Linked DNA regions of Homo sapiens: region 1 is linked to region 2. Evidence: read pairs that join two places in POLR2A ChIA-PET (ENCODE). Cell type or tissue: CD4-positive, alpha-beta T cell. All regions are shown on one strand. Each heading gives the region's core, and the rest is flanking DNA. Links, peaks and the distances in the headings are about the cores only. Region 1 overlaps DENR (density regulated re-initiation and release factor). Region 2 overlaps CDK2AP1 (cyclin dependent kinase 2 associated protein 1).

Evidence for each region. Peaks named below come from ENCODE experiments on the same cell type or tissue, not always from the same donor. Only the 100,000 strongest peaks of a DNase experiment are listed, where the experiment ranks them.
Region 1: POLR2A ChIA-PET joins it to region 2 with 5 read pairs; 2 of 35 experiments call an interaction of 5 or more read pairs at or near these places.

The regions. Positions count from the first base shown.
Region 1 is chr12:122,758,651-122,764,019 of GRCh38, forward strand. DENR (density regulated re-initiation and release factor) reads left to right here. Exons shown (of 8, transcript NM_003677.5): 3 at 3,537-3,556; 4 at 4,195-4,279. Among named protein-coding and RNA genes, the nearest start is that of DENR, 8.5 kb to the left of the region's middle. In CD4-positive, alpha-beta T cell, for the core only: no CTCF peak of the experiment used is centred there; no DNase peak of the experiment used is centred there.
Region 2 is chr12:123,261,598-123,266,966 of GRCh38, forward strand. It overlaps CDK2AP1 (cyclin dependent kinase 2 associated protein 1), which reads right to left. Exons shown (of 4, transcript NM_004642.4): 3 at 3,599-3,725; 4 at 1-206. The coding sequence ends at 139. Among named protein-coding and RNA genes, the nearest start is that of CDK2AP1, 7.6 kb to the right of the region's middle. RefSeq lists a silencer at 3,441-3,633. In CD4-positive, alpha-beta T cell, for the core only: no CTCF peak of the experiment used is centred there; a DNase peak (open chromatin) is centred at 3,194.

The sequences.
Region 1 (5,369 bases), core at 84-5,083, 500 kb before region 2:
AATAAATTAGCCAGGTGTGGTGGCAAGTGCCTGTAGTTCCAGCTACTCGGAGGCTGTAGTGGAAGGAACACTTAAGCCCAGGAGTTCAAGGCTGCATGAGTTAAGATCACATCACTGCACTATAGCCTGGGTGACAAAGTGAGACTGTCTCTTTAACAAAAAAAAAGAAGCTGGAGTCTAGAGGCTTAATTTTTTATTTATTTATTTTTTTTTTGAGTTGGAGTCTTGCCCTGTTGCCCAGGCTGGAGTGCAGTGGCAGTCTCAGCTCACTGCAGCCTCTGCGTCCCAGGATCAAGCGATTCTCCTGCCTCAGCCTTCTGAGTAGCTGGGACTACAGGTGTGCGCCACCACACCCGGCTAATTTTTGTATTTTTAGTAGAGATGGGGTTTCACCATGTTGGCCAGGCTGGTCTTGAACTCCTGACCTCAGGTGATCCACCACCTCGGCCTCCCAAAGTGCTGGGATTGTAGACGTGAGCCACCACACCCGGCCTAGAGGCTTAATTAGATTCAAGTTAAACAGATTTTGGCAAGAAAGTTTCGTGGATGATGTTTCATTCATCATGTTGCATTGCATCAAGAGCTCATAATGTCAGATGTTTCACTATTAGTGATGCTAAGTTTGAAGGTGACGGCTAAATGTTTGCATTGAAAAGGTACAGTTTTCCCTTTCCAAATAAGTAAGTGATCTGTAAAGAGAAATTGACTTTTTTAAAGCAAATAATGGTGAACTTAAAGGAGCTCCCCCAATTTTTTTATTGCATTAGAATTTTGCTGAACCGGGCCAGGCACAGTGGCTCACACCTGTAATCACAGCACTTTGGGAGGCTGAGGCCAAGGCAGGCAGATCACTTGAGGCCAGGAGTTCAAGACCAGCCTGGCCAACATGGCAAAACCCTGTCTCTACTAAAAATACAAAAATTAGCTGGGTGTGGTGGTGCACACCTGTAATCCCAGCTACTCGGGAGGCTGAGCTACGAGAATCACTTGGACCCAGGAGGTAGAGGTTGCAGCCAGCTGAGATGGTGCCATTGCACTCCAGCCTGGGCAACAGAGCAAAACCCCAATTTTTTTTTTTTTCTGAACTAAATATTATTTGAAATAGTATACAAAATTTGTAGCTTTAGTATTTGCTGTGATGGTGTTTAACCAATAATTGTATAGTTATATCCTGAAAGTGTGGCTGAACAACTATGCCTAGTATTTGAACTTGAATTGTGAGGAATATAGGGCTGTAGCTAACCAGAGAGATCTTTGGTGGAAATAACCCTAAACTATAATAGACTAGACTGGACAAAACCAATGGATTCCAGTTTTCTTCTGCCACATACCACCTTTGTCATTGTATGAGCTGTTTAACTCTTTTAGTGCCCCATCTGTAAAATAGTGATTGTGTGGTAGCATGTTAGAATGTTAGTAGGGTGAGGTGAAGGCAGATCATTTTCAGCTGTCAGGTGCCACTAAGTTGCTTGTTTACTTTGTGTAACCTAAGTTAGTGGTTAATAGCATGAGCGTCAGAAACAGGCAGATTCAAATCCTGTTATCCAGATGCAAGTGGTTATGTACTCTAAGCCTCAGTTTCATCATCTGAATATAGATATGGTACTTATCTTACAAGGTTGTGATAACTAAACATAATAATGTATATAAGGCATAGCAAAACATTTGGCACATACTAGGTGCCCAGTGTGTAGTAATTGCTGTGACTACATGGTATACCACCTTCCTCTCCCTGAGAAATCTCAGGATATTGGACACACTGAACTACTCCATTCTAAACCTTAAACATAAAAACAAAAGGCCGGGCGCGGTGGCTCACTCCTGTAATCCCAGCACTTTGGGAGGCTGAGGCGGGCGGATCACAAGGTCAGGAGATCGAGACCATCCTAGCTAATACTGTGAAACCCCGTCTTTACTAAAAATACAAAAAATTAGCCGGGCGCGGTGGCGGGCACCTGTAGTCCCAGCTACTCTGGAGACTGAGGCAGGAGAATGGCGTGAACCCGGGAGGCGGAGCTTGCAGTGAGCCGAGATAGTGCTACTGCAGTCCGGCCTGGGTGAAAGAGCAAGACTCCGTCTCAAAAATAAATAAATAAAAACAAAATAAGCAGTTGACCCAGTATTAGAATTACGGTTAAAATTGGAAGCTTTTCCAGTTCTTCTAGTCCATTATTAGCCTGTACAGGCTCTAACACCAAATGACAGGATTGAACCAAGATTCCTTCTAGCTTTACACTTTCATGATCTTATGTAGCATAACATGAAAAAGCCTTGGCAACATAGCGAGATCCCGTCTCTACAAAAATAAAAAACTTACCTGTACATAGTGGCTCACGCTTATAGTCCCAGCTACTTGGGAGGCTGAAGCGGGAGGATTACTTGAGCTGAGGAGTTCGAGGCTGCAGTGAGCCATGGACACACCACTACACTCCAGCCTGAGTGACAGAGTGAGAGTGAGACCCTTACTCTAAAAAAAATAGGCCAGGTGCGGTGGCTCATGCCTGTAATCCCAGCACTTTGGGAGGCTGAGGCGGACGGATTACCTGAGGTCAGGAGTTTGAGACCAGTCTGGCCAACATGGTGAAACCCCGTCTCTACTAAAAATACAAAAATTAGCCGGGCGTGGTGGCACACGCCTGTAATCCCAGCTACTTGGGAGGCTGAGGCAGGAGAATTTCTTGAGCCCAGGAGACAGAAGTTGCAGTGAGCCGAGATCGTGCCTCTGCACTCCAGCCTGGCAGAAAGAGCAAGACTCTGTCTCAGAAAAAAAAAAAGGAAAAATATATTGCAAAAAGATGGTAGTAAAAATGCTGCTAAAGTTTATAAATGTGTCAGTATGAATAAAAAGTGGTGGCTGTTTTGGTAGAACCATCAAAAGAAATAACCAGGCTGGGAACAGTGCTTCACGCCTGTGATCCCAGCACTTTGGGAAGCTAAGATAGGTAGATCGCTTAAGCCCAGAAGTTTGAGACTAGCCTGGGCAACATGGTGAAACCTTGTCTCTACAAAAAATTAGCTGGGCATGGTGGTGTGCATCTGTAGTCCCATTTAGTTGGGAGACTGAGGTGGGAGGATCATTTGAGCCCCTGGAGGGGTGGAGGCTGCATTGAGCCATGATTGCACCACTGCACCCCAGCCTGGGCAACAGAGTGAGACCGTGTCTCAAAAGAAAAGAAATAACCAGTTTCCTTCAAACTCTGATGTATGGGAAATTGTTCGTGTCTTAGCTTAATTTTTTGACCCACTGAAATGGTTATGGTAAGACCTCATTATATACAAAATAGCATATTTTGATGTTCCATCAGCTGATGGAGACACTCTTTAGATGAAAAAGTCAAGATAGTATCATCTCAAATAACCATGTGCCTTTTACCCCAAAAACACTGAAGAGTAGCATTTGAAAAGTGGTATAGAAAACTTATAGGGAAAATGTAAAAATGAAGCATTTTCTCAAATATAAAAGTAAGGATAAGCCCTGTGTATGTGTGTACATATAGGTTTAACATTTCAAATCTTTTTTCTTTTTACTTCCTCAGTCTGTTCATTACCAACAGAGGTAAGTTCTTTAATTTTTTTTTTTACCTTATGTATTTGAAGTTATTCTTGGTTTTAAAGCTACCTTGAGAATTTTTTTTTATTTTTCATTTTTGATTATTTGATAGTAAAGCTTTAACCTTTTATAGAGAACTTTGATTTAGAGTAATTTTTTGGTCTTATATATTCTTTCCTAAATTTAGACCTTAAATCATACATGTGCATCTTTTGCACATGGCTGTGCAGTTTGGATTTTTGCATGGGACTTATGAATAGTCAGCTAATAAAATAAGAGTAACCTTAATGCCAAAATCTATACAAATGAGCAGAGGAAAGAAAGGGCAGTATAAATTATGTGTAAGACTTTCTAAGTCCAGCTCTATGAGCAAGTCATGAAAATGAGGCACTTATGTGCTCAAAGCAAGAAATAGAGGGAGAAGAAATAAATTGGTACTGTGAAGAGGTACCTAATCCTTCTTAATATCTAATTTTTTATGGGACATATCGTGGTTGAATACAGATTTCCTGTGGATAAGAAGTCAGATGGGAGTGGTTTGTTTTATTCTTTGTATTAACAAGTATAGGGGGTGATTTTTAATTACGACATATTGTTTGACTGAAAATGTTTTGTTGTGACTCAGTTCTTTTTTTTTCTCCTAGTACTGTGAATATATGCCTGATGTTGCTAAATGTAGACAATGGTTAGAGAAGAATTTTCCAAATGAATTTGCAAAACTTACTGTAGGTATGAACATTTTTTTTCTTGCATTAAACTTCTGTACCTGAGACAAATGCATGTATGGCATTATTCTAAAGATAGGAAAGTCCTCCTTTAGTAGGATATTACAGAATTAACATTTATCTGTTAGCTGTTTAAGTTCTCTCTGAGATAGGATAGGTCTGAATATCAACTTTCTTACATAAAAAAGTAAATGGGCCGGGCGCAGTGGCTCACACCTATAATCCTAGCAGTTTGGGAGGCTGAGGCAGGCGGATCACAAGGTCAGGAGATCAAGATCATCTTGGCTAACACAGTGAAACCCCATCTCTACTAAAAATGAAAAAAAAAAAAGGCGTGGTGGCAGGCACCTGTAGTCCCAGCTACTCAGGAGGGTGAGGCAGGAGAACGGCGTGAACCTGGGAGGCAGAGCTTGCCGTGAGCCGAGATCGTGCCACTGCACTCCAGCCTGGGTGACAGAGCAAGACTCCGTCTCAAAAAAAAAAAGTAAGTAAATGATTGGCTGGGCGCAGTGGTTCACGCCTGTAGTCCCAGCACTTTGGGAGGCTGAGGCGGGTGGATCACCTGTGGTCGGGAGTTCAAGACCAGCCTGATCAACATGGAGAAACCCTGTTTCTACTAAAAATACAAAGCTGGGCGTGGTGGCGCATGCCTGTAATCCTAGCTACTCGGGAGGCTGAGGCAGAAGAATCGCTTGAATCCGGGAGGCAGAGGTTGCAGTGAGCCGAGATGGCACCATTGCACGCCAGCCTGGGCAACAAGAGCAAAACTCTGTCTCAAAAAAACAAAATTAAAAAAAGTAAATGATTTAGGGGCAAATATATATTGATTTTTATTGTAAGTGTACTATATGCTACACACTGTTGCAGATTCTGAGGATAAGCCAATAAAAGATTTCCTACTCTTGTGGCAATTACATTCTAGAAAGGGAGACAGATTAAATAAGCAAAACATAGTATGTAGACAGTAATAAGCAGGAAAGGGGGAGATAAGAATTGGTGGGAAGGAATTTGAAATTTTAGGTAGTACCCAGGGAAGATTTTGCTGAAAAGGTGGCAGTTGATTATTTTGGAACTGAGGGAATGAGTCATTTGGG
Region 2 (5,369 bases), core at 109-5,108:
TTCAGAGCCAAGTGAACCATGGGAGGAAAAACGAAACTGTAACCATTTTGAAAACAAGGGTTTCATCTGAACAGGGGAGATGAACTGTAACTTCTCATCTTGTAAAAAGATGGAAATCCTTCAAAACCAACAAGGCAGCTAGGATCTGGCATTCCGTTCCGTTTCTGCCAAGCACTCCCGAACCAGTCCTCTAGCGTGAATGATGCCTGAAACAGAGGCAGAGACCTGAGGTCAGCAAGTGCACAGGACCAGCCAGCAAAGCCCATTCTGAAACAGCAAGAGGATCCATCCTTCCACAGCCTGTCCACAAAACCCTCAGACATAAAGAGAACCAGGGAAACCTATAACCAAGCAACCCTGAAGGACGCTAACAATCCCATCCCTCTCTAAAGCCCTTCCCTCCTCACCACAACTCTTCCTGTCTCTCTAAACATTTTTTCCTGCATTCAAGGTGCACCAGCAAGCTGTCCTTCCACGACACTGTTGGATGAAAGACATGTCTCCACCCAAATTCTTTTGCTTGACCCACTATGGAGATTTTTCTCTGGCTTCTTCAGTCTGAATTCTAGACAGGGCTTGACCGGCGTAAGTAAGCAAGAGAATGGCTTCAGCTGCACACGTGAGGGCGCAGAGAACTGACTACTACCCACGCGGGACCCTGGGTCCACGGGGACAACCCCACAAGACTGCAGCTACCTTCTGCCCGATGAATCTTCCCCAGTCTTTTGTCTCTGTGGTTTGGTGCTTACCTTTTTTTTCTTTCTGCCTCTACTGAACTTCATGAAATATGATCTTTTAATAGACACTAAGGATTCTATTCCTTCTAATACATGACTCCCAGAGGCCACTGGGAATGACATCCCACATCATCACCTCACAAATCTTAGAAACTAACTCAGAGCCTTGGAGAATGTTTTCTGTGAGGACCAGACAGCAAATATTTTGAGCTTTGCAGGCTACAGTCTCTGACACAACTACTTCACTCAAATTTTTTTTGAGACAGCATCTTGCCCTGTCACCCAGGCTGGAGTGCAGTGGCACGATCACAGCTCACTGCAGCCTCAACCTGCCAGGATCAGGTGATCCTCCCACCTCAGCCTCCGGAGAAGCTGGGACTATAGGCACGCACCACCATGCCTGGCTGTTTTATCATTATTTGTAGAGATGGGAGTTTCACTATGTTGCTCCTGGCTTTAGCCTCCCAAACTGCTGGATTACAGGCATGCACCATCACACCTGGACCCACAAACCTTTATTTATGAACACTTAAGTCTGAATTTCAGATAACTTTCACACGTCCCAAAATCATTTTTTTTTTCAACCATTAAGAACCATGCCTGTCGCGGTGGCTCACACCTGTAATCCCAGCACTTTCGGAGGCCGGGGCGGGTTGCCCACTTGAGGTCAGGAGTTTGAGACCAGCCTGGCCAACATGGTACAACCCCATCTCTACTAAAAATACAAAAATTAGATGGGCGTGGTGGTGGGCGCCTATAATCCCAGCTACTCGGGAGGCTGAGGCAGAACTGCTTGAACCCGGGAGGCGGAGGTTGCAGTGAGCCGAGATCGCGCCACTGCACTCCAGCCTGGGTGATAGAGCGAGACTCTGTCTCAAAAAAAAAAAAAAAACAAAAAAAAACCACTATTCTTGGCTCCTGGCTCTTGGGCTGTAGTTGCCAACCTACCTACAATGCTCCTAGCTCCTAACTCCCTGACCCCTCTATGACGTGTTTTCACCCTGCTGTGACATGAGCTTGGTAAGCTTGGGCTTGGCTGTTGGCCAAGGGGTAGCACTAGGTCTTCCTTGTTACTAAAAGACTGGCAGTTTGTACGCATTTGCTGACTTGAACCAGTGCCTTTTCTGGGTGACTGCAAATTACCTGTTGGACTCTGGGACCCAGCATCTTCCCAGGAATTTCCATTCAGGTAAGCAGCACCCCAGCTACCGGAGAGCAGCCCTGGGACCACCCAACTCTCCAGGCGAGACCAGGGTTGGGCTCTGCATCCCTTCCCCCAGGCCCTCTTCAATCACATCCTCTAACCCTGGTAGTCCCAACCTAGCTTTGAGACCCGTCAACCTCTTCACAAAGGTTTCATAAACTCCAGAGCAACCCCGCTCCTGGCAGCAGCCTGTCCTCAACTGGCCCTCGTGTCACTGGGGCATAACTTCAACTACAGCCCCCATTTATGCTACAGATTTACAACCAAAGAAAGTTCCTCTCCCAGGCCGGGCACGGTGGCTCAACGCCTGTAATCCCAGCACTTTGGGAGGCCAAGGCGGGAGGATCACAAGGTCAAGAAATCGAAACCATCCTGGCCAACCAACATGGCGAAACCTGGTCTCTACTAAAAATACAAAAATTAGCTGGGTATAGTGGCGCACGCCTGTAGTCCCAACTACTCGGGAGGCTTGAGGCAGGAAAATTGTTTGAACCCGGGAGGCGGAGGTTGCAGTGGGCCGAGATCGTGCCACTGCACTCCAGCCCAGGTGACAGAGCTAGACTCCATCTCAAAAAAAAAAAAAAGAATGTTCCTCTCCCAGGTTGCTTCTCCAGCCTTTTTAAGAACCCCAAGTCCCAGGCCGGGCGTGGTGGCTCACGCCTGTAATGCCAGCACTTTGGGAGGCCAAGGCAGGTGGATCACCTGAGGTTGGGAGTTCAAGACCAGGCTGACCAACTTGGAGAAACCCTGTCTCTACTAAAAATACAAAAAATTAGACAGGTGTGGTGGCACATGCCTGTAATCCCAGCTACTTGGGAGGCTGAGGCAGGAGAATCGCTTGAACCCAGGAGGCGGAGGTTGCGGTGAGCCGAGATTGCACCACTGCACTCCAGCCTGGGCAACAAGAGTAAAACTCCGTCTCCCAAAAAAAAAAAAAAAAAAAAAAAAAAAAAGAGCCCCAAGTCTCCCCTCATCTTGAATGCGTTCATGGGCTATGGCTCTGCTGCACTGTCGCCTTCTAAAATAGAAATCCTGTCCTACCTCCACTCCCCTTTTATTTCAGAAGGTAGCAACCTATTTAACGTCCTTTCGAAATCAGACGGACAGTCACACCTTAACACGAGTCCCTTGTGCTCTGTCATCTCCTGCCTGCCCTCCCTCTCCAACCATTAAAGAACAAAGTGCTCTCAGCCTCCCTCCCCAGACCCTAGCACAGACCCACACACTTCCTTGGGTCTCCCTCCAAAGAGGTGACAGCAGAGGGCAGTGCAGGCACCGATGAACCCTGAGCTTGGCTTCCCTAGGACCAGTGTCGGCCCACAGGAGCAGACCAGGCAGGGTCGGGGGCAGGGGGCACTTCGAACACACCCTTGAAAGCCAGCAGACCCCCTGGCAGCACACAGGGTAAGAAGGGCTCCCTGCCTGGGCTGCCCTTCCCAGAAGACCCCTCTGAAGACATCCAGCCCCCCAGGCCCCTCGCTACCAGACCCATCGCCTGCCTGAGGCCTCCACCACAGACGGCAACTCTGTAACAAGACAGGAGCTCCCATGAGTGAGCCTCATCCCTAGCCCACCTTCCCACATTTTCCCCAAAAGTCTTTCCAGAGTTAAAGGTCTAGCACTGTGGTCACCGACAGGGCAGCGGGGCCGGGCTTACCGCGCTTCAGCCTCTCCATGGCACTCTTGCTCCCTGCGTACGTGGGTCTGATCTCCTTCCCCAGCTCTTCAATGATGGCCAGCAGCTCCGCGTATTTGCTTTGGGGCACCTGGCTGTTCCCAGTTCCCTAGAATCAGAAAGAAATGGGTTCAGCAAAATCAGCCGGGCGTGGTGGTGCGTGCCTGTAGTCCCAGTTACTCAGGAGGCTGAGGCAGGAGAACTGCTTGGACCCAGGAGGTGGAAGTTGCAGTGAGCCAAGATCACTCCACTGCACTCCAGCCTGGGCAACAGAGCGAGACTCCATCTCGGGGGAAAAAAAAAAAAAAGGGTTCAGCAGCCTGACCCCAAGGCCACAGGCAGGTGGGTGGAGAGGGCCCCGGGCCGGTCAGGATAGGGAACGCAGCCCAGCCTCAGACTTCTGGGGCAGCCACCTCAGCTGGGCCAAGGCACGTCCCATTCTAGGGGACAACTACAAGTTAGGGAGATGGTCCTCACCCTCCTATCCTCACACACTCAGGGAGGCCACCCAGTCGTCTCCAGGAAGCAACTTTATTATCTCCAATGAACAAAACAGGGGAAACAGCTCATTTTGGCACAAAAGAGTCCAAACAGCATTTCCCAGGATGCAGATGGATGGGAGGGCACATCCCAGGTGCCAAGCCTCCAAGCCAGTGGGGAGACAAGAGGCCACACCTGGGCCACCAGGACCACAGCGATCCGCCATGGCCCAGCCAGAGCCTGGAATGCATTCCCTTCTCTCATCCTCCCACCAACAGGGCCCAACCCCCAGAAAACCTTTCCTCCCACCACCACTGGGAGCCCCACAGCAAGCACCCGGATCAGCGAGGCTGGGCTTCCGGCAAGCCCACAAGCCCGCAAGCCCACAAGCCCAGGCTACCTCCCCTTGGCCACCTCCTCCCATAGACACGCCAGCTCCCTGGGCGAGGTCCTTGCCTCCCCCCTCCTCCACCACCGCCTCTGTCCCCTGGCCTCGCGCTCTGTCCTGTCCTCGTCCTGCTCCGGCTGCTCTGCCTCCCCACGGCACTGCCTCCAGGCCTCACGGGCCTCCCGCCTGTCCTGGCGCCGCCGTCGCATGGCCAGAACGTGGCACTGCCAACTCCCGGCTGCCCCTCTGCCTGGCCTCCCACAGCCACCGCTTCTTCAGCCGGTCCCGCTCACAGGCCCACACCTGCTTCTCCTCCTGGGGCAGGGCAGCCTGGTGGGGCATGGCCGGGGAGCCGCCCACTTGGCGAGGAACAGGCTCCATAGCGACCTCAGAACACTGGTGCTGGGGCCCAGCCAGGGAGAGCATCTTCCCGCTGGGACCTTCCCCGGGGCGGCTCATCCCTTGGAGATGTAGGGTGCAGCTGAGATGGTGGCGGCCCCATTCCTGCTGTTCGCCAGCCTGGGCTGGGGGTACTAGGATCACCCTTGGGCTGATGAGGAGCCCGGGTCTTGGGCAGTTACCAAGTGGGGGGTCACAGTCTGGAAAGTGGTGGAACCAGGGAGCGGCCTCGCCCAGGCCACACTCTCAAATACTGGCCCTCGACAAAAGGCAGCTGGGCTCTCAAGACAGGGCCACCTCCTCTCTGCTGGGCCCGCGCCCGTGGAGAGCAAGTGGGAACTGACCCTATCTTCTGTCCCAGCTTGGAGAGCCAGCATCAAGGTCAGGCCTCACTTGCCCAAGAAAGAGGAGTGAGGAGGCCCACTGGAGGAACGCGTGGGGTGGGAGCCTCAGCACAGCTTGGGCTGCTGCCCCTTCCTGGTGCTC